2 separate regions of the Homo sapiens genome follow, and region 2 is linked to region 1. Evidence: chromatin loops called from intact Hi-C (ENCODE). Cell type or tissue: CD14-positive monocyte. All regions are shown on one strand. Each heading gives the region's core, and the rest is flanking DNA. Links, peaks and the distances in the headings are about the cores only. Region 1 holds the start of LOC100507006 (a long non-coding RNA gene). Region 2 has its middle 57 kb from the start of MIR4433A.

What was found. Hi-C counts contacts between places; a loop is a spot of excess contacts. Peaks named below come from ENCODE experiments on the same cell type or tissue, not always from the same donor. Only the 100,000 strongest peaks of a DNase experiment are listed, where the experiment ranks them.
Region 2: it touches region 1 in a loop (2.2-fold over the local background); 13 of 110 quality-filtered maps call a loop at or near these places.

What each region holds. Positions count from the first base shown.
Region 1 is chr2:64,222,983-64,235,030 of GRCh38, forward strand. It overlaps LOC100507006 (a long non-coding RNA gene), which reads left to right and starts at 5,419. Exons shown (of 5, transcript NR_120420.1): 1 at 5,419-5,540; 2 at 6,515-6,658. RefSeq lists enhancers at 4,575-5,284, 5,102-5,151, 5,285-5,993, 5,642-5,691. In CD14-positive monocyte, for the core only: no CTCF peak of the experiment used is centred there; DNase peaks (open chromatin) are centred at 5,459 and 6,139; H3K4me3 peaks cover 1,617 bases; H3K27ac peaks cover 1,519 bases.
Region 2 is chr2:64,277,646-64,289,693 of GRCh38, forward strand. No RefSeq gene overlaps it. Among named protein-coding and RNA genes, the nearest start is that of MIR4433A, 57 kb to the right of the region's middle. In CD14-positive monocyte, for the core only: no CTCF peak of the experiment used is centred there; DNase peaks (open chromatin) are centred at 5,506 and 6,206; H3K4me3 peaks cover 1,126 bases; H3K27ac peaks cover 1,859 bases.

The sequences.
Region 1 (12,048 bases), core at 1,961-9,960:
GATCTTGAAAGTTAAATTATAACATTGCATTATGCATAAAGGAGAAGGATGCTTTACAGAAAAGACATTTACCAAGCTCTTGAGGGACCATTGTGTGCTGATCAATGACAGATGGTGTTCAGCTTTCACAATGTAGGAGTGCTAAAGGATGTGGGGTCACAGAAAAGCCGTGGAAAATCCTAGAGTAAAATATGGTGCAAGTTGTTGTCAGTCTGGCACAAGAAGAGGAGGTACCGAGGAAATTGTACCAAACACCAAGAGAGGAAAGGAAACTGAAATGAAAAATGATAGTACTTCAATTTCTGAAAAACAGGCCTGCCCCTAATTTAGCTATGAGATGTTGGGTAAGTTACCAATGTCTCTGGGCCTTGCTCTACTAGTACAACAGAGGAGAGAGAAATTCTAGAAGATTTTCAACTCCCCTCCTGCTCTGTAACTCTGGTTCGCTATGTGCTAAATGCACCTTGAAATAAACACTTCCTTTGTGTGTGTGTGTTGCGCGGTGGAATCCTCACTTTACAGAAGAGGAAACTAAGGTTCAGAGAGCTTAGGAACCCAGGCCAAGCTTACACAGCTATTAGGAGGCAGAGCTAGAACTTGAGCCCAGACAACCTGACACCATAGATAATGCTTTTAAGCTTTATGTTGCCTTTATATGTCTAAGACTTTTATGGGTAAAGAAGGAAGGAATATTTTGTAACTTTCTTAGAAAATCAATTGTCAGGAGATCTCTTAAAAAATTTGTTACATACCTTCTTTTAGAATTCTTGACATTGGGCCGGGTGCGGTGACTCACACCTGTAATCCTAGCACTTTGGAGGCCAAGGCAGGTGGATCACTTGAGGTTGGGAGTCCGAGACCAGCCTGGCCAACATGGTGAAACCCTGTCTCTACAAAAAATACAAAAATTAGTTGGGCATGGTGGCGAGCACCTGTAATCCCAGCTACTCGGGAGGCTGAGGCAGGAGAACTGCTTGAACCAGGGAGGCAGAGGTAGTAGTGAGTTGAGATCACACCACTGCACTCCCAGCCTGGGTGACAGAGTGAGACTCGGTCTCAAAAAAAAAAAAAAAAAAAAGAAAGAATTCTTGACATATTGGAGAGTGGAGTTTGATCTGAATAAAGGAAGCTGTTGTAACTGACATAATAATTTAAGGTCCAAGAATTTAAGACATGAGATGAGAAGCACATACTTTCCTCCTGCCTTACTCAGCTCAATTAGTTGCAGGTGCTGATACATTTACTTTTCAGGTTTTTGTCTGGCCAGTTGAGCCCACTATGTTCAGGCCGGGCTGCCGAAAAGTAGCTGCACAAGTGATGGCTAGTGACAACTAGAATTCATGTTCCTGTCTCCTAAACTTGAGATCCTGGGAGTCTAGGGAAACGCTGGGCTGCAAATGGCAGCTTCTCCACATCCTCATCCAACAGTCTCCCATGCCCATATGATGAGGTTCTGGCAGAGTTTCCTGGTTTGACAGACATTCCTCCTGAAACTGAATTCTTTATTAAACACCATCCTGCCTGGCTGGGGCTATGATACCTCTCAGCCCTCGGAGGCAGTGTGTTAAAGGGCAGTTGGGGAGTGCCAACTTCATCATTTTTGCATATCTGTATACCACTTGTACATACTGTTATTTACTTATATTTGTCTTTAAATGGACTCACTTTTGAAATTAAATACCTTAATTTTTTAAAGAAAATGTCAAGTTTTATAGTTAATAAGTTTTGTATCTAGGTCTGTGATTCATGTTAATTTTCTAAATGGTGAGAAGTAAGGATTCAATTTTGTTTTTGCATACTGATATCCAATTATTCCTGCACTATTTATCAAAAAGACTATCTTTTCTTCACTGAATTGTCTTTGCACCTTCTTCCCTCTCTTTGGGAGTTAAATTGGAATTTTTGTTCTTCTTAATTGTTAGCTAGGGAGCCAAAATATGAGCTGCCATCCACCTGTCTTCAACCAGGACTCCTTCCAGGAGTACCTCCTGCTGCCCACCCATTAGTTTGAAATCTAAGTTTGCTAATACCTTTGAACATTGTAATTTAGTCTCTTATTGGCTTCTCTTTGGCCACTCTGCTTACTAATAAAAATCCTCCCTTTTCTTGAGAGTTTATAAGTACTCTGGCACTATCTCTGCCAATTCCTCACATTCTCTCCTTTTCTACCAACCTGCCTGTGATGCCCCAAAAGTTAAAACTTACAAAATAAGTTTGAAATTTTATAAGGGGTGGAATAGGGTAGCAAAAGGTTTGAATTTTTGTGGAGGAGAAAGCAACGTCATTAATTATTGGCATGTCACAAATGAGATTCACTATTTAAGGGCTCCTGTGGCCAATATGTTATTTCCGCCATAAGATTCCTGTTTTGGAGTAGCCATGTATATACTGTCACACATATATGTACATATACAGACATAAACACACAAACATACACAGATACCTGGAAATATTTTGTGCTTAACGATGACTTTCCTTCTAGTTAATTTACAGATGTATTTTGTAGACCTGCTATAGGGGGCAAAATTTTAAGTTATAGGATCTTAGAGACACTAAGGGATCATCTGGGTTGGATAGGTTGTCAACTCTGATAAATTGGTGGGGATGGCTTGGAGCATTGTATTGAAAAGGATTGCTAGGCTGAGTTTAGCTCAGCAGGGAAGACAGCTGTCATTGATTAGTCATAGACTCCCATTGCTGGGGGTGGTGGCATGTATATGGTGTATGACTAACTCTAAGACTAGGCCACTCTTTTCCAATGCCATAATCTCTTCTACACTTTTCTTGACAGCTGAATTCTACTCATTGTAGGAATTCTTTCAGTAATTGTGAGCTTACTATTTTTCAGGAATGCTCATTGCTACGTTGAACAGCTCTTCTACATGTTCAAGTCTAAAATCTATCTCACAGCAACGTCTAATCATGTCTCCTAATTCTACCGTTTAGAGCCATACAAACCCATTTTATACCTATTCTACATCACAGCTCTTCAATTATCAGAAGACAGCCATTTTGTAACCTCTTCTAGATAAAAACCACCATTTCTTTCAATTATTTCTCAGATATTGTGGTTCCTGGGTCTTACATCATCCTGGATGTTATTTAATTTTTCCTTGCTCCCTTTCAGGTGTGCTACCCAAAAGGGGGCAGAGAATTTCAGATAGGATCTGACCAAGTAAAATTAATTGGGACTCTTTACTATTGGCTTCCATGTACTAATATTAATAAGCTTCAGTCTGCACCTGAAACATGTTACTTTGTTATTTCATATTGAGCTTTTGATAAATTAAAAAATTCTTTCTATATGAACTATTTGATTCAGCTCTTCTCTTTCCTCAGTTTATGTTTGTATTTGTACCTTTTGAACTGCATCTTAATAATGATTGCCCTTTCTTGAGTACCTATGAGTACCTATGTATTTTCTTTAATATCTATGAAGTAAATATTCTATTCTCATTTTGCAGTTGTGACAACTGAGATTCAGAGATGTCCAATCTACTCACATAAATAGTAAGTTGCAGAGCCTGGAATCAAACCCAGTTCCTTCTGGCTCTAAAGTCTATTCTCTTTTGGCTACTGATATGGTGTAGGATCTGTGTCTCCACCCAGATCTCATGTTGAATTGTAATCCCTAATGTTGGACGTGGAGCCTCGTGGGAGGTGGTTGGATCATGGAGGTGGATTTCTCATGAATGGTTTAGCACCATCTCCTTCGTGCTATTCTCCTGATAGAGTTCTCATGAGGTCTGGGTGTTTAAAAGTGTGTAGCACCTCCCTCTCGCCTTCCTCTTGCTCTGGTTATGTAAGATGTTGCTCCCCCTTTGCCTTCCACTAGGATTGTAAACTTTCCAAGGCCTCCTCAGGAGCAGATGCCACTATGGACAGCTTGCGGAACCATGAGCCAATTAAACCTCCTTTCTTATAAATTACCCAGTCTCAGGTATTTCTTTACAGCAATGCAAGAATGGACTAATATAGCAACCAGATACTCAATTTAGCAATTCTGAATACTGAGTCCATTATAGAAAAAAAAGAAAAGGTTGGGGGACATAGGTCATCCTTTTGTCAATATGTTCGTTGTTTTTGGGATTGTGATGAAGTCAAGCATTTTGTTTTTTAAAAATAAATAAAAAGGAAATACAGTTTGGCTTGACTAGTTCTGGTGAACTCTTACTGGTTCTTAGGAGTCACCTTTCTAAAGTGCTCACTAGCTGCTTGCTTAACTATTCAATCTAGAACTTTGCTGGGGATTGATGGCAAATGTGTCTGTCTATAATTGCTAGAATCCAAGTTTATGGGGATATTTGTTTATGTCCTTTGTCTGATCCTCGTCCTATTTCCCATAAGATCCCGTGGGCTGCTCGCAGTGGTTCTACCCTCATATCTGCATGTTTGTTCAGTTCTCCATTATGGAAGTGGGGTGGGGGAGGGGTTTGCCTTCATTTAAGGTAAGCTAAATGCTTTCACAATATATTCCTGTTTATTCTTTGGTTTCCTCCCAATGTTATTTCTTCCATTTCCAATTTGTAGGTAAAAAGCATTAAGCCTCTCTCTTAATGGAGGGATTAATGGAATAGAGGCACTCAATAAAGCTCCAGTAATTTCTGTTAAGTGGATTCTAAAGTAAACACTTTTATGGCCCCAACAACAACAAAAGACAGTGAATCCACTTACTCAAAAGCCCACCTAGTATTATATATAAGTCAGTGAAATGCATTTGGGAACTATCTACTCTTTCAGATGATCTGTGCTGGGAAATCTCTCCATTAATAAAAATAATAGCCAAACTTGAGTGCTAATAAATAGGGTTAATACTTAGTGTCTCAACTAGACCTAAGAGTATATCCATTTTAAAAGTTTTGTTTTTTTTTTTTTAAGTTTCTAGCCCATGACAGACTGACGTATCTAAAAATCATAGATTAGGTAAAGAATGTGTGCAAATTAAAATCCATGCACAGAAACCTATGTGAGAAGAAGGAGCGTTGTCATCGCAGACGTTTAACTGGGTAAGAGTTATGAAGTAAGCACTTAAAATCCAGCTAAAAGCCTACTCTCGGTTGTTTTCATGCTCCCCAGTGCTAGAAAGAGAGCCTGTCTGCGAAACACCAGTAATTGCACGTTGTCTGTGTGAAAGGACATTGAAAGACTCGATAAATTACAAGGAGGGAGGGAGCTAGCTCTCATTGCAAACTTGACCTAGCCTAGATTAGCAACCCGGGATTTGACTTTCCATGTGACCCTTCCTCTTTGTAGTCTTCAAAAGCAAGCCCGTACAAAGCCCGGCTCCTTCCTTCCTTCTAACTCCCTATCAGGAAGCTCCTTCGCCCCTCAAATCCCTTCAGGGGCTTTGAAATCCTGGGCTCCCGAGCCCAAGCTGGGCATGAATATTCATCGGGGGCGTGGCCCCGCCAGCGCGCAGGGCTCCAAGCAGCTGCGACTAGCGGAAAGCGCGCGCCAGCTGCACGCAGGGAAACAGTTCTCATTTTGTGTGCTCGGCTGACTGCACGTCCAGCCTCGGGCCAGCTCGAGACGGCCACATTGTGAGTCTGTGGGAGGGGTTCTACCGAGACGAATGGACTTTTCTGAGGCAGGGCCCAGGAGCTGTAATTCGAGGGGCCTCAGATCTCCCTGCCACCCACCTGCCAGGGCAAGTGAAATTCCACTGAGAAAAAATCAGGCGTATCTATTCTCTTCCAGGAGTTTGTCTCCCTTTTAAGAAACAAATGTCCCTTGTGTGAATGATTGGAGGCTTTTTATCCTCTGGTGGCGCCTCCTTCTTTGCAATTATCTACAATGGAGACTGTTTCTTCTCCCTTCTTAGTGATTACAACTGCTACTTGCATTCTTTTTTTACTTTCAAGATCATGAAGGCATGTTGTCTCTATCTTTCCTCTCCTTCATCCTTTACTTAGTAGTACCGATAGCACTTTTAACTTACGTCTAGTTAAAAGCCAGACATCCTGGATTCAGATTCTAGCTTGACCACTTATAAGCGCCATGAATGTGGCAAGTTAGCCTTTTTTGCATCTGTTTCTTTATCTGCATAAAGCAATAACAATACCACCTACCTCATGGTTTTTTTCCTGAGAATAAATAATTATATACAGTCATGCATTGCTTAAGATCAGAGAAATGTGTCACTGGGCGATCATGAGTTTGTGTGAACATCATAGTGTGTACTTACACAGACTCAGATGGTGTAGCCTTCTACACACCTTGGATATATGGTATAGCCTATTCCTGCTAGGCTACAAACTCGTGCAGCATGTTATGGTACTGAATACTGCAGGCAATTGTAGCACACTGGTAAGTATTTATGTATCTAAACACATCTAAACATAGAAAAAGTACACAGTAAAAATACAGTATTATACTCTTATGGGACCACAATAGTATATTGACTGAAATATTGTTATACAGCACATGACCTTATAAAACATGTTTGAATAGCGCTTGGCATATAGTAACCATTTAGTACATACTAGTTATTAATGTTATTATTTTGATTGGATAGGCCTGGTTGAAGATGGCTGAGCGTAAAACAGAATGCAAGTCAGCTGGAGCACGTACTACTGGAGGCAGAGCCCCATGAGAAGGGGCCAAGAACCCGCACCCATCAAAATCAAGAAGAAAGGCTGAACCCGGAGAGAAAAGGGAGGTGAGCCTGCGGAGGGAGATGGGATGCAGCGGAGGGAATTGGGGTGCAGCGGAGGGAATTGGGGTGCAGCGGAGGGAATTGGGGTGCAGCGGAGGGAATTGGGATGCAGCTGAGAGGGGAGCGCCAGTGGGGAGGTTTTGGGAGCCAAGCCATTAGAGGAAGGATCACACAATGTCCAGAGGTAATGAACACAGAACTTTTTAGTTTGTTTTTAGGTCAGAGTCTCATATCCTGGTCTGCACTCGATGGATTCTTAAAGCAATTGGAACCTCAGGCTGGTCCTGGAGCAAGAGCTGGTCCTTTACTTGGGGCTCTCAGGTTGAGAAGTTTGAGCTCTAGGATTCTCCACTGACCACCTCTCCCTGTCTTTGCTCACTTCCCATCTTTAAACTCCCATTGAACTGGCATGCTATTCTTAGCATGGCACTCAGGCTCTTGACTCCACCCAGTCCTTCTAGTTATATTGGCCATGGTACCTACGTTCTTGTGTCTCCTAGCACTGTCTACCTACCCTCTCTCCACAACACATATTACACCCCCAATCCAACCCATAATTCCCATTGGTTTCCAGGTATGCCAGTCTTCTTACGGTTTCCTAAACATGTCATAGTAGGGAAAATGCTACATGTTCACTACCTCATTTCACCTTCCTAGGCAGATGAGAAGACATCTCCCAGTTTCTTTTTGCAGCTAGGTTGGGACACTGACCAAATTTTTGACAACAAAAAAGTGAGTGGAGGGATATGGCATTCTGGTTCAGGAAGACTAAGAGGGGGTCTGAGTTCTTCATGCTTATTCTCTTTTGTCCATATGCTAGGATGTGCAAAACTCTAACTCAGTGGGTTGTAAAATGGAAGCAGGCTGGGTCCTGAATTTCTGTTGCAGGAAAGCTGACCAATTGGCATAAGACATATATATATATTTTTTTAATGAGCAAAAGCCACTGAGATTATGGGGTTTTATTTGTTACCTCAGCCTGTCCTATTCTATCCTAACAGCACACATACCATGCTTTTTCTTATTTTGGCATCTCTATAGTTACATTATGTCACTTGGAATGCCTCCCTGCATTCCTACCCTGCAGCAAATTGCTACTATCCTTGGATTCTCCTCTGTGATCTTATAGCACCATGCTCAGGTTTCTGGCCTGAGTGATTAGATGAATCTTGGCACCAGTAAGGAAAAAGAAAGGGAGGAAGAGGTGTACATTTGGCAGAGAGAAAGAACTCTGTATGTGCACTATGTGTTTGAGAATGGGACATCCAGGGATATATGGATCTGAAGCTCAAGAGAGAGGTCTGAGCTAGAGATAGGTAGAGGGTTGAGAGTCATGAGCATAGGGGAAGAAGTGGGCAAGATTACCCAGCGAAAGTATGTAAATTAAGATAAGAGAGTGGAAGATGGAAAGGTGAATCTTAGTGGAACACCATCCTTTAAAGGAAGGCAGAAGAAGCAGAGCCCTTATAAATTTCACAGAGTCCCCCTAAGGACATTCAGAATTGAGCGTGAAACCTGGGAAAGCAGAACTAGTTTATTGATCAACATTTACAAATGTGAAACTTAATTTTGAGGAAAACAGGGTATACTGCAATTGAAGCTGTTGAGTAGACCCAAAAATGCCTTTGAAGGTGGAATTGCTCACCTTTGTTACTGAGAAAACTCCCGGGCAAAAGTTTAGTTTTGATCATGTTAAAGGTAAATTAAAAGCTGACCTTGGCTTTTATATTCCTGGCTTTCCTCAACCTGAAGTCTTCTGACTTCTCTGAACCTAAAGGAATGAGAAAGTTGCAAGGATTTGTAACCGGCTATTGGAATTAATTGTGCTCACTAGCCTATATTTTGTTTTGCTTTTTTCTCCATGTGTTTGCTTTTTGGATGTAATTCTTAAATTGTCTAAATGGTCACCTTTTGTTGTTGTTATTCTTTAAATGGTACCTGGACAGCTATGATGGGTCAAGAGAGAGAATTGCTTTATACTACAAGGCTATCAGAAGATCACTGAGGTTGTAGTGAGCCGATATCGCTCCACTGCACTCCAGCCTGGGCGACAGTGAGACTGTCGTGAGGAAGGGAATGTGATAATCCAAGAGAGAGATGACAATGGATTGGAACACAGTGGCAGCAGTGGAGGTAGTGAGAAGTGGTTGGATGCAGGATATATTTTGAAGAGGAAGCCAATAAGATTCGGATGTGAGAAAAGAAAAAAAAGTAAGAGGAGTCCAGAAGGACTCTAAAGGTTTTGAATAGAGTCACCATCGACTGAGAGAGTGCAGACTGGGAGTGGAGCTGGCTTCAAAGGGAAGAACAGAAGTCCAAGTTTGGACTTGTTAAGTTTGATACATGAAGCAGGCATCTGGATAAAGGTCTGGAGTTCAAACGGGCGTGGTGGCTCACACTTGTAATCCCAGCACTTTGGGAGGCCGAGGCAGGCAGATCACTTGAGGCCAGGAGTTCGAGACCAGCTGGCCAACATGGCGAAACCCCGTCTCTACTAAAAATACAAAAATTAGCTGGGCGTGGTGGCAGGTGCCTGTAATTCCAGCTACTTGGGAGGCTGAGGCAGGAGAATCACTTGAACATTGGAGGCAGAGGTTGCAGTGAGCCGAGATTGTGCCACTGCACTCCAGCCTGGGTGACAGTGTGGGACTCCATCTCAAAAAAAAAAAAAAAAAAAAAAAAGAGGTCTGGAGTTCAGGAGAGAAGTCTGAGCTGGAGGTGCACATTTGGCAGCTTCTGGTGATATTTAATGATTTAATGCTATGAAACCAGGTGAGATCACCAAGAGGGTGAATAAGGAAGAAAAGGTGCCCGAGGGCTGAGCCCTGGGGCCCTCCAAGATTATGAGGTCAGAGAGAAAAGGCTGGACCAGGGAAGCAGTCTAAGAAGGAATGCCTAGTGAATAGGAGGAAAATGAAGAAAGGGTTTGTGCTGGAAGCCAAGTAAAGAAACAAATTCAGAGGAAAGGGAGTCATCACTGTGTCGGATGCTACTGACACACACCTCAGATGTGACCTGAGAACTGAGAAATGGACTTAGAAAAGCGTAGGTCAAGCCGGGCAAGGTGGCTCACACCTGGAATCCCAGCCCTTTGGGAGGCCAAGGTGGGCAGACTGCTTGAGGCCAGGAGTTCAAGACCAGCCTGGCCAACATGGCAAAACCCCATCTCTACAAAAGCATACAAAAATTAGCTGGACGTCTTGGCGTGACAAAAATTAGCTGGACTTCTTGGCGTGCGCCTGTAATCTCAGCTTCTTGGGAGGCTGAGGCAAGAGAATCGCTTGAACCTGGGAAGTGGAGGTGGAAGTGAGCTGAGATTGTACCACTGCACTCCAGCCTGGGCGACAGATTGAGACTCCATCTCAATAATAATAATAATAACAATAACAATAACTGAGGTTCTTATAACACTAATATTATTCAACATCTACAGTCTCAGAGATTCTAGGTCCAGATCGTTGGACTGTCTCTCATTCAGAAGTATAACTCCTTTGAAATAAGGTCCTTGTGAAAAAGGGATGGTTTCTCTTTGATATGGAGATACGGATGTTGTCAACTATTACAGTCTCATATAAAATGCCAATGCACTGTGCTGGTTTAATGTAGTTTTTAGTTGGAAAGTGAGAATCCCCAAATGCATTTTTGGTAGCCAGCTCTGTTGCAAATGATGCCACTGGATGTAGCATTAAGTAACTTAACTCTTAAACTTTGGGCATATTCAAGTGCATAGTACATCTGCCCTCAATCTTGGGAGTCTGTCGTAAAATGCAGTCACAGGGTATATGATATACCACTCTCCAGTATGTGGTGTATTTGCTGAATATTATGTATCAGAAGCTCAGAGAGAGAAAGAAAGAGAGAGAGAGCAGACAATTTAGAAAGCCCAGCCTGCTCTGCGTCAAGGGCACTGCTCCAGAGTTAAATCTGCTTGTGAGCTACCAAACAGCATTTTTCTCATACTGAAAAAAACTATCCTTGTAATCTGCAGTTTGAATGACCTGTTCCTGTGTTTATTCATTACTTTAGATCATCAAGTCAGTGGAAACTTTACACGACCTCTGACTGATGCTCTGCTGTTCCTAGTGGAATCATTGTCATAACTAGCATTTTGTTTGTGGCTTTGTACCTGAGTGCCCATTTTGGACCACTCATGATGTTAGGGGCTTATATCACATCTTTACTTTGCACATCAACTCTATGAGACAGTCATTATCATTTTCATTTTAGAGGCGAGGAAACTGAGTCTTGAAGAGGTTAAGTTGCTTCAGGTCATGGCTGGTGAGTAATAGAGCTAGATTCAAAGCCAGGACTGCCTGCTTCCAGAGCTCATGCCCTTCCTTGTGCCATCTTAGAGTTCTTCCTATACAACTTCTCACTTGAACTTGGAGGCTTCTATTTCTTGAGCCACCCTGTGAGAGAGTTTGATGAGTTCATTTTAAATGTTCTCATTTGTGATTCGAGAGAACTGAAAATTCTCTGAATTTAGACTTCAAATTCCATTTATCTTAGCATTCCTGCCTCCTCAGCTCCTGGCCTCGTCGTTGGTGGGCCAGTTCATTGGTGGCTGGTGGATGCTTGTGCCTCGACTCCTGTCTTGGCTGTGCTTCTAACATAGAGGGTAACCTGAGGAGGTCACTCAACCAGTTCATGTCTCTCGTTCTCCAAATATAGTATTAAGAGGGCTTGCCTGGACTAGCCAATTAGGCACTGTACTGCATGTTGGAACTATGAAGCCTATTAATTCAGTCAATTAACATTTACTGAGTGCCTGCAGTGTGCAGAACCCTGGGGCAAGTGGAGGCATGGTATTCCTGACCTGTGGATGTACTATTCTATATATTTCGTTTATTTTTGCACCTCTGTGTGACTCCACCCAACCCCTAAGAATACTCTTATCCCCACCTACATGTTTCTTTTCTTTTCTTTTTTTTTTTTTTTTTTGAGACAGAGTTTCACCTTGTTGCCCAGGCTGGATTGTAATGGCACGATCTCGGCTCACTGCAACCTCTGCCTCCCCGGTTCAAGTGATTCTCCTGCCTCAGCCTCCCAAGTAGCTGGGATTACAGGCATGCAACACCACGCCTGGCTAATTTTGTATTTTTAGTAGAGACAGGGTTTCTCCATGTTGGTCAGGCTGGTCTCGAACTCCCGACCTCAGGTGATCCGCCCGCCTCAGCCTCCCAAAGTGCTGGGATTCCAGGGGTGAACCACAGTGTCCAGCCACATGTTTCTTTAATTTCTCTCTGTGCCAGGATTCACTCCTGAGTACTTTATTATCCTGGCCCACTCTGCTTTGCTTGCAGTGAAACAGCATGGTTTCCTCTTGGCCTTCAGGAAATCCTGTTATAATTCAACCAGTTTTGAAAATGACCTCTTTCTGCTCTACTGAGCTG
Region 2 (12,048 bases), core at 2,329-10,328, 55 kb after region 1:
AAAGTGCTTAGTCACCTTTAGCCACTGATTGCTTCCTCTGTGATTGGGCCCAGTGTGAATCTAAGATCTATTGGTTACATGAACTTGGCATCTGGTTGGTGCTCCGTGTACCTCATAATTTCCTTTCCCTCCCTTCCCCTTCCTTCCTCCCTTCCTTCCTTCCTTCCTTCTTTCTTTCTCCTTTCTTTCTTCCTTTCTTTCTCTTTCTTTCTTTCTTTCCTTTCTTTCTTTCTTTCTTTCTTTCTTTCTTTCTCTTTCTTTCCTTTTTCCTTCCTTCCTTCCTTCTTTCTTTCTTCCTTTCTTTCTCTCTCTCTCTCTTTCTTTCTTTCTTTCTCTTTCTTTCCTTTTTCCTTCCTTCCTTCCTTCTTTCTTTCCCTCCCTCCCCCCCTTTTTTTCTTCCTTTTACCCTTTCTTTCTTTCTGAAAAAGCCTCGGGAAATAAGATTTCACCTGTTTTTATGGATCAGCAGTAGCGGCTCACCTTGCAGTTTTCACAGCATGAATACTGAGGAGTTTTCTTTTTCCACACTTGGTGTTACAGATTCTTCCAATATTTAGCCTGTGGGAAGAATCCTCACTTTCCGGCACTTCTCAGCCTCCAGTGGAGTTACACAGTACAAAAAGAAATGGAAAGACAGGTGTCTGGGAGAGTCTCCCACCAAAAATGAATCTAACCCAATTCCAGATGCTTGACTCCATTTGGAATGGGACTTTCTTATTGTTTTTCCCTTTGTCTTTGAGATTGGTTTTCATTACTCATTGCTTCCCTAAGTGGATGAAAACTGAAAACATTTTAATTGGGGACAGTAATATTCCAACAATTAGGAATTTAACTGATGTTTTTGGAAATTCAACGTACTGGCAAGAAAAAAATATTTTGCTCAAATTTTTCATATGTTGATCCAGGAAAGCAGAGAAAGCCATTTGTGTTCCAAATAAAAGATGCTCAAATATGGTCAAATAGTGAACTATTACCCGGTTCTATTCTTTTACTTCCTACAGAATATGGGGACCTTTGCAGGTGTCGCCACGAAGCTGATACTTTTTATTACAAACATAGCCCTATGGCACTCTTACTTTCCTCATTAACTCTTGTTGAGTGCTTTGAGATAGAAAAATTATTCATTCTTTTCAACAGTAGAGCCTCCAAAAAGAATGATTTTAAGGAGTTACTCATGTCCATTATTAACAGCACAGCCAGAATATATGTGATGCATTACCACACACTCTTCATTAGTGAATATAAAGACATCAAATAGGATTTAATTTGCCTGCTACAAAGTTAGGGAAACAAATTAAAATCTCCACTTTATTTGAAACATCTAATTAATTTATCAGCTACTTGCCTCATCACTTGAACACAAGTAAATAAAATTGCCTCTTATAGAAACTATATGGTTTTTGTCATGTTACTTTGTATATTATTTTCAAAAAAATTATCCTAGCCAATAGATTTGCAGTTCTTTGTTACTTTGTATGTTATTTTCAAAAAATTATCTTAGCCAATAGATTTGCAGTTCTTTTTTCAGTTTTTTATTGTTGTTTTTGAAACTTGGAATGTACAACTGAGAATTAAAGTGTGCTTCAAATTGTACAGGTCATTTACCTTAAAAACCAGACACTATCTGTGTCCACTTTAAAAATTGTTCACTATCTGCCTGGATCTAAGGATTCAGTCCTGACTGAACTTTTTATCTCAACTCAGCTCTATATTATTGCATAGAATCTAGATTTCATGTCCCAAATTCCAGAAAGGAACAGTGTAGGGGAAGAAAACAACTTGATGTATATCCACTGCCCTAAATGGTCAAAGGCAAACTCACATTGATATAATCATCTCGTGAATGTTTAAAATCTGCCTGGTTCAATTCTTTCCAATTCCTGGAACATTCACAAATGCAAAATTAAAAAAAAAAGTCTTATCCTTCCCAGAGGGCTTTTAGCCTTTTTTATATATGTGTATATATATAAAATATATATAATTACATATGTATAATTATAATATATATTATATATTATAATATATATAATATACAACATTATATATATATGGCTAAAAGCCCTCTGGGAACTGTAGAGGACTCCGGTCATAGCCAAAATATTTGGGGGATGTGGGGATATATAATTATACATATATGATTATATATATTATATATATATATATAGAGAGAGATTATTTTGAAGAATTGGCTCACACGATTGTGCAGACTAGCAAGTTCAAAATCTGTAGGGCAGGCTGGAGACCCAGGGAAATCTTGATGTTGCAGCCTTGATTCCAAAGGCAGAGTCAGGAGGCAGATTCTTTCCTTCTCAGAGGATCTCAGTCTTTTCTCTTACTGCCTTCAACAATTTGAATGAGGCCACCATCCAAGACGATTATGAAGGGTCATCTGCTTTACTCAAAGTCTACTTATTTAAATGTTTATCACATCTAAAAAAAATACCTTCACAGCAATATCTAAACTAATTTTTGATCAGATATCTGGGCACCATGGCCTGGCCAGGTTGACACATAAAATTTACCATCACAACCAGTAATTAAACTCCATAAGGGTGAGATTGGTGGGGGGTGTTGTTTGTTTGTTTGTTGGTTTTACTGTTGTATGTCCACAATTGCACTTAAGTCTGGCACATACGTGGAGTTATCTTGTTGGTGTCTCTACCCACAGTGAGGCCCTCTTTGCCTTGGTCTAGGTTTTTTATGTTCTCATCAACAGCTTTCTTTCATGCCTGATTTTGTTCTTACGATCCATTTCTCAAGATTATTTCTCATGCATTGTATAGGTTTACAAAAGCTTCACTCTCCCTCAACCCCACCATCCAAATAACCTACAGGCCTAACTAGTAAAGTGCTTTGGGAAGAGTTCACATGCTTTTTGTATCATCATTACACCTACTGTGGGACTCACTAAACATTTATTGGTGAATTAACTTGTTGACTCCTCCTTTTATCTTATCCTTGCGTTTCCTTTATGTAAAGCCAGATTAAGACCGTTAGGGGCCCTAAAGCCCCACATAATTTAAAATAAAATAATTACTCAATCTTAAGTTTGAGAAACTCTTGTAAGTTAGTTTTCTCCAATGATGACTGTTTCGAAGCTTTGTTTGAGATATCAAACTCTTTCTAAAATTTATTTCTTGCAGGGGAGAGGGAGAGGTTGGCATTTGCTTTGCTGGTGGCTGAATCCCAGGCTTATTCTGCGTTGTGTGTGATCTCATAGTGCCTTCCCTCCGTGGTGGCAGGGGGTCATGGGAAAGCTGGGTAGCAGCTTAGCCCACCTGCTTATGGTAGCCACAGCCTTGACATTCCTAGGAGGCCAGCCAGGCAGTTGCCATGTCCTTGCCATGCTCCCAAACAGCCCAGATGGCCAGTTGCACAGCCTGTGCCCCTTCACAAGTGGTGGGCAACTTCTTCTAATTGCAACTTTGGAACCACAGCTGCACAAGTGCAGCTCACATCCTCACATCTCTTCTATACAAAGTGGAATATTATTTGTATAGCAGTCAACATAGTTAAGAGATTAAGGAGTAGATCAAGTAGCATCTGGGACCCTCTGTATCCATGGGTTCCTCATCAATAGATTCAATCCACCAAGGATAGAAAATATTTGGAAAAAAAGGAAATTCCACAAAGTTCCAAAAAGCAAAACTTAAATTTGCCATGCACTGAGTACTACATTGAACCCACATGAATGAAGTGTTGTGTAGGCATTGTATTAGGTGTTATAAGTAATCTAGAGATGATTTAAAATATACAGGAGGATGTGTGTAGGTTACATGCAAATACCGCACCATTATATATAAGAGACTTCAGCGTCTTGGGACTTTGGTATCCAAGGGGGGATCCTGGAACCAACTGCCTATGGATACTGAGGGACCACTATACTTTAATCTAACAAGCCCTAGAAGCAAAAATGGGGATTGAAGAAGTAGCTAATAAGAGAAAAGGCAGTAGTTACTGGGATTTATTTACAATCACAATCGACTCTTTTCAAGGTCCACTTTGCCTTGAATGCTTTAAGTTCTAAGGGGCAATATTAAGTTTATTTGGGTTACAAGAACATTATGTAACCAGGTGACAAGGATCAGGCAATTCTGGTTTCAGGTTTTGCCCAGTCTCCCCTACCCTGCTTGCCGGATAAGTGAAATGTACAGATAAGACTGGTCTTATATTCTTATGTCAAGAACACAAGAAAATATGTAGGAATGAATCAGTCATAAGTATTCCGTGAGTTCTTAAGGAAATAGAAGTTCTGATCAGATGATTAGTAGCTTTATTACTTCTCCTCCAAGGAAATGAGTTGAACTAATTTTTAAATTAGTGGATAATAGGCTGGCCTCCTAGGAATGTCAAGGCTGTGGCTACCATAAGCAGGTGGGCTAAGCTGCTACCCAGCTTTCCCATGACCCCCTGCCACCACGGAGGGAAGGCACTATGAGATCACACACAACGCAGAATAAGCCTGGGATTCAGCCACCAGCAAAGCAAATGCCAACCTCTCCCTCTCCCCTGCAAGAAATAAATTTTAGAAAGAGTTTGATATCTCAAACAAAGCATCGAAATAGTCATCATTGGAGAAAACTAACTTACAAGAGTTTCTTAAAGTTATGATTGAGTAATTATTTTATTTTAAATTATGTGGGGCTTTAGGGCCCCTAAAGGACTTAATCTGGCTTTACATATACATAAAATTCTCTGGAGAACTCTAACTAATAGAGTGGGAGAGGTGGGCATTGAACAAATGGGGTGGGATAATACAGTATTTCTGAATGTTTACTGATGTCCTAGTTTCCTGTTATTTCTCCCCTTTGCCCATCCCTCAGGCCAAGCTGCTTGGCACTCGGTGCCCATTGCTTTAAGGTTGATGTAACAGAAAGAAATGAATCTTCCTAGCTCTGGTCCCTAAAAGGCTAAAAGCCCCCTGGGAACTGTATAGGACTCCAGTCATAGCCAAAATATTTGGGGGATGTGGGGATTGAGGAGAGCAGGGTCTCCCCTGGACTAGAAAATATCCCCCAGGCCTGTGGAAGGAGAGGTAGAGGGGACAGGAGGAGACCAGAGATGTCATCTGTCCTGAGGTCCAGTGGGGAGTGGGGTTGGGAAATAGCTGTGCAGTGGGTCTGAACAAACTGTTCTTACACAGCCAGGCAGAGTCCTGGCTCCCAAGTGAGACATGAAAGCCGCAAGGAGATTGCCCACCATTTGTGAAGGGGCACAGACACCAGGAACTCATCTGAGTGGTGATCTATGTGCCTCAATGACCTACAATTATGAGAATAAAAGATGTCTCATTGGACACCCTTGTGGACAGGTGACGGAAGACTGACAGGCCTTCACCAGCCTAATGACCTGGCACAACTTAACTGTCGAGGAACGCCAGAGAAGGAAAGAAACTCCAAGTTGGCTGAGATACGTTTCTACCACTCCATAGAATGGGAACTCAATGCTTTAGAGAAAAATATAGGCCTTAGTCACCTAAATTGTGACAAGTAGCCTGCAAGAGAGGGAAGGCTTTGAGGAACTGAAAGATGGCCATAAGAGTTTAATCCAGTGAGCAAGGGGAAGGCAGCCCAGGTGAGGTTGGAAGGACAGGCAGGGGCCAGATCACACAGGACTCTGTAGTGCGGGCCAGGGGATTTGTATTTAAGTGACATGGGAAGCTGTTTCAGAATTTTTAAGCAGTTCCTGTTCTTTAAAGTTCACATTAATTCTTGCATGGGGTTGGGGGGTGTCCTGAGCAAAGGTTAGGAGTGCAGTTGAAGGGCTATTGCAGTCTTCCAGTTGAGAGCAGATGGTGGCTGAAACCAGGCTGGGGGCAGTGGAGCAAGTGGATGGGTTCTTGATATATTTTAGTGGTAGAAGGAACAGGTTTTGCCATTGGGTTGGATGTGCGGAGTGAGGGAAAGGAAGAGTTGGTAAGAACTCTCAGGTTTCTATTTGAACAACTGGTGGGAAAATGAAGCCATTTACACAGCAGAGGAAGTCTGGGGAGAAAACAAGTGCCTGTGAGGAAATCCAGACTTTTTGAGATGCCTGAGTGATGCCGGAATGGAAATGTTCGGAAGGTAGGAAGGGTTGGTAGATAAGTAATCAACAGCATAGAGAAGAGGTCTGGGTTGAAGGTAGGGATATGTGTGTCATCTGTGTGAGCCTTTACCACTTATTGTTTTGTTTCATTTGCTTTCGCTTTTGCTTCTCCTCTGACCCTGCACCTGTGCAACTTCCCCTCCTCCGTCAGGTCTCAGCTCCAATGTTGCTTCCTTCGGGAGGCCGCCCTACTCCTACCCCAGTGTGAATTAGGCCGAGTTAGGCTCTCCCCCAGTCTTTCTGTTTAAATTTTTCCTTCCAAGCACTTATCATGGTTTGAGATGAAAGATTTATGTTTGCCTGTCCTTTAGCGATGAATCCCAGTCCACACTGAAATGTGTTAGAAAAAAATGACTTCATTTTTCTGTAATGAAATCATTTAGGCCCTAAATCTGAGGAAGAGAAGGCAGGAAGAAGAGCTGAGTGCAGATAAATTGCAACATTTATGGATCAGATAGAAAAAGAGACACTGCCGCAAGCAGCTAAGAAGGAGCTAGAAAGGAAACAGGGTGTCCGGGATGCCATGGGAGAGGGAGATGGGAGCGTTTCAGGACAGAGCACGTGTCGCTGTGTCTGATTCCGTTGAGGAGTCAAGCGTGTAAAGACTGGAGTGTCTACTGGATTTACAATACGGGGACACAGGTCCTTGGTTCCAGCAGTTTGTGTGGAGCAGTGCAGATAGAAGTCAAGTTGCAGCGAGTAAGGGAATTAATGGAAGGCAGGAATAAGAGAGAATATGTGAAGATGATTGTTCCAAGAAGTTTTACTGTTAGGAGAGAGAAACTAGGGCAGTAGCTAGGAGGGTATATGAGGTTAAAGGAGGATATCTCAGAGAGGCATGATCCTGACATATATCTATGTGTAGATGGGAACAATGGATTGAAGGGGTGGGATGGGGAGAAATAACAACAGAAGGAATCAGAGATGAACACAGAGAGAAGAGGAAGGGAGAGAGCAGGTGTGCGGGGTGTTGACTTGCAAAATGGAGCAAAGAAGGCTTTAAAGCCTACCCCAAGAGCAGCCCCCAGCCATGCCTAGATTAAGATGAGCCAGAGGGCTCCTTTGCAGCCCAAAGGGACCAGGGGGCAGAGAGGAAATGCCAGCTGCAGCTCTAGGAGGGGAAGCCATGGGTCTGGCTCAGTGGTAGTCAGTGGGTCGGCAGCCAGTCCCTGGCCCCTGGCCAGGCACATATTGGGAGCAGAGTGGCAAGTCTTCTGACAGCATTGTTGGAGAGGAAGGACCATGTGGGTGAGTGCTGAACAGCGGGAGGGCAGCCAGGACCAACTTCAGAGCCGAGCAAACTCAGTGGGAGCCTGGAGGAAGGGTTGGCAGGTGCCACCCCTGCTTCCTCTGTTTCTCTCTACTACATCATCTGCAACCAAAGGGATGGGGGTGCAGTTTAACTCATTTTTTGTACTACCTTTCAGGCCTGCAGCTCCGAGTGACTGCCCCTGCTGCCATCTGGAGGAATCCCCCTCCCCTTGGTGGCCCTTGTACAGGAGCAGATGGGCACAGTTGCTGGCTGCTTGGGAAGGAGAGCCAGGGAGACCTGGGAGCCAAGGGGCGTCTTCAACCCTCTGGCTTCGCACTGACTTCACCCCCGTAGTAGATAGCCTCAGGCAAGGGAGCAGGGGACAGCCCTGGCTGCCCTGTGAGGGGTCGGGGCTGGCTGAGCCATAGAGCCACAGACAGGAGCAGCCTTAGGTTCCTGGAACTGCAAAAGCCCTGGAAAGGGTGTCTCATTCGAAAGGGTGTCTCATTCATCCTCCTGTGGATGCACACACAATTATTTAGTGTCCTTAGTTGAATGGGGAATTGGTAGATTTGGACCTTTCATTATCTATACTTTTTTTCACCTCTGAGACCTCCTTTCTTCCCTCCTATCACCTTACCCCTCCCTTGGATCAGTGCTGTTCAAACTGTAATGTGCAAGAGAATCATGGGGGATTGTGTTAAAATGCAAACTCAGAGTCAGGAGGTCTGGGGCAGTGCCTGAGAGTCAGCATTTCTAACAAGCTCCATTTCTAATAGATGCTGCTGATGCTGCTGTTGCTCTGACCACGCTCTGAATAGCAAGGCTTTAGAGGACCCGATGGGAGTTAAGACCTCTCTTCCCTAAAAAATACATACAAAAGCATACATACAAACCCTTCGTTCTGTGCGGGAGTCACATATCGACAGGAGGCCACCCCAGGATAGAAACCCCTGCCCCACATGTTTATTGTCAAATTGTTGCCCTACCCTTAACCCCACCCCAGGTGTTCTCAGACTTTAGAAGATATCAGAATTGCCTGGAACACTTGTCAAAAATACAGATACCCTGCCCTCCTTCTCATTCCCGGAGGATCTGATTCAATAGGTCTGGGGAAAGGTCCAGGAATATACTTTTTAAAAAAAAAAAAATGGAGTTTTACTCTGTCGCCCAGGCTGGAGTGCAGTGGCACGATCTTGGCTGACTGCAACCTCTGCCTCCCGGGTTCAAGCAAGAATATACTTTTTACCAAGTTCCCCAGGTAATTCTGATGCAGGTGTACTTATTGAACACACCTGAGAAACACTAACTTAGGGTTTATGGTTTCCCAGGAATGTATGTACTAAAATCTGAATATCTGAAGACTTGAAAGAATGAAGCTGTGTTGGAGGAAAGTTAGGTGCTGAGATTGATATTTCTAGTCAGGGGAGCCTACTGAGCATCATTTCAAATAATCCTAGTGTGTGATTACTTTGACCCCATATTTGACTGATCCCACCTTTCAGCATATAAGTTGTTGCTCCCCAGGGAGGTGACAGTTATTTTTCCAGCATTGTGAGTGGGTCTCCCTGGAGACTAAGGGCACTTCCCTTGGAGCTGAGCTGCTCTGTGCTCTTCTTCATCAAAAGTACTCAGGTGTTTCAGACATTTCCAAATGGAACATCCATGAGATGAGGAAACCTTTCTCTTGCTAATGTGGCAGGCAATTTTTAAATAATTTCAACTTTTATTTTAGATTCACAGGGTAAATATGCAGGTTTGTTACCTGGGTTTATTGCATGACACTGAAGTTTGGGGTACCATTAATCTTGTCACCCAGGTACTGAGCATAGTACCCATTAGTTAGATTTTTGTCCCTTGTCCCCCCCATTTCCCACTTTAGTAGTTTCCAGTGTCTGTTGTTGCCATCTTTATGTCCATGAGTACCCAATATCTAGCTCCTTCTTATAAGCGAGAACATTCAGTATTTAGTTTTCTATTTCTGCGTTCATTTGCTTAGGATAATGGCCTCTGGGACAGGCAGGAATCTTATTCCACTATCTTGGATATGTGAGAAATGATGTATCAGTTTGCTTCATTTACATTGATTGTAAGTCCCCAACCCCCTGGGTTAGTGGGAAATTTGAGTCATTATTGGGGGAGTCTTATTACCTCCAGGGTGATGTGAGGGTCCCATGTATCTTGTGCAGAACAAAGACCCACAGGTCTTTAACTCCCTCTGGTCTCTCTTCAAAAGCCCATTATCCAACCTCCCATGGCCCCTTCAATCCAGTGACTTTAATTAGAGTGGCTGCTGTGTACTTGGATCTTTGTGGAGGCTGGGAGCGCTATGCTTGGGATGCAGCCTCCTGTCGCGTTCCCAGACTCCAAGGGACCCCATTCAGCCATTCCCCTCTGGAAACCCTGCTACTTTCTCAGGACTCTGCATGAGAGCAGATCAGGAGTCAACCTGACCTTTAGGACCTGTGGGCCCATCACCTTCCCAGTCTTGGGAAACCTCCCTCATTTTCTCTTGCTGCTTCTGCTTTCTTTTCCTCCTCATGTCGCATAAACCTGTCAAGAAGCTCAGCCTTTTGAAAAACAAAAGCCAGACAGAGAGGTTGTCTATAACATAAACCATGCTTGAAGGCTAAAGAGTATGACTCTCATGTAAATATAAAATGAACACATGTCAAAGATCGTATTTAACTCCCATGAATGAGGGAGACAGTAAGATGTTAAAACTGGTTCAAAGAATATTTGAGAATGTAGTATATAATGCAACTTAGTAAATTGTTGGGTAAATACAAAACTGGTTATTGTCCAACAGGGCCATAAACTACAGCTTTTGGGTTTCTCTGTTGCACTGAACAGAAATTATTTGCATCTCTACTGAATAAAAATCTGTAAGTTAACCTCACCTCTATAGAGTTGTAAAATAGCCTTAGCAAGTAGGAAGTCATCCCTAGCACTGTCCTAAAATAACACCTAGTACTTATTTTCTTTTGCCCATTTCCAAGCTTTGGGTAATTTTTCTGGCAGAAGGTATCTCAAAGGGCCTAGCTACCTTCTTGGAATGGAGAAGGGAAAAAATATAGCAAGAACAAACTTCAAAATAATATCTCAATTATCCCCTCAAAGAAACATATGAGACCCCATTATTATGCTAACAAAGTATCAGTCTTTATTCTGCCTCCCTGAAGGACTTCTCCTTCCTGCTAAGGGAAGGCAATGACAAAGACACAAAACTTCTTTCTGTCCCATATGAGACACTCAAGTGGAGCCTTTGCCCTCTAGCATGAAGCACACTCACAGATGCTCCTGAACAACACCTGAAAATCCAACAAAGCAGGACAGAGGTCAAGCCCAGCCTTGATCTCATTAGTGTGAGATGTTAGACCCTCATTTTATTGCCAAAACCTTCACCCTTATGACAGGTTGGCCATCTGTCTAATGCCTGGCTAAGTCACAAGCTGGGAGAAAAATGTTGGATGCATTGAGGGCAAATCATGACTGTGGCTGCACATTATTACGTAGGAGAGGGAGCCAGAGAAACGCACCCATGGGGAGAATTCTTCCTTAAGTCAACCGCAGTGGCCTCCCCCACTTCCCCAGGTCGTGCTCTGCGCATTTGATCTGCCAGGAGAAGACCCGCTTCCTGTGAGCAGGCAGTGTTTGCTTCCTTAGTTCTTGTGTTGCTCCATTCCCCAATTCCCTGCTCTCTCTGCCCCCTCTTCTCTGTTTCATATGAAAAACATCTGGAAGTCAGGCCTCGGGTAGGAGGTAATGTAGCCTCTGGCAGAGATCCTGCCAGAGTGAGAGATCAGAAAGACCGTGAGAAAAATGTCAAGCCTCTGCTCCAACCGGATGTGCCCCAAGATGGAGGAAGGTGGGTCTCACAGAGGAGAAACTATTGTTATTCATCCTCAGTCTGTTTGATTGGAAGCCAAAGTTACACACTAGGTTAGGGAAGCGAGTTAACTCCAAAGCCTCTAAAATATTCAGCAGACCAGATTCCCTAGTGGGAATCTGGGTTCCCAATTGGAAATTATTACTTTGTCTTTCTGGAATTATGGTTCTAAAACTGTAGCAGGTGCCAAAATCTCCTGGATAGCCCCACCACCAAGAGTTTCTGTTTCAGTTGCTCATGAATTTGCATGTCGAAGTTCCCAGATGTTGTCTATCCTGCTGGTCCGCAGACTTGCTACTTTGAGTAGCCTGAATAGCGTTAGCAGTGGTTCTCAACCCTGCCTGCACATTAGAAAAATCTGGAGGTGCTCTGAAAAATCCCTATGCACAGGCCATACTCGACCAATTAAATCAGAATTTCTGGGAGTGAGGGTCAGGCATCAATATTTTTTTACAACTCCACAGGCAAATGCAATACGCAGCCAAGATTAAAGACTATTGCTTTAGAACAGTGGTTCCCAACCCTAGTGCATATTTTAAATGCATAGGATGCTTTTGTAAAACACTTATTCTTGAGTCCCGTGCATAACACCCTTCTAACTGGTCTCCCCCATGTGTTATCCACACAAACATTATTATCATCGTCATCATACACACATACACACACACACACACACACACACACACACGCATACACATGCACACACATCTTAAAACCTTCAATTGCTTCTTGCCTTTAGGATAAAAACAGAAGGCAGAATTTCTGGACATGGGCCTTTGTATTTTTAAAAAATGCTCCCAATGATTCAAATGTCCAGCCA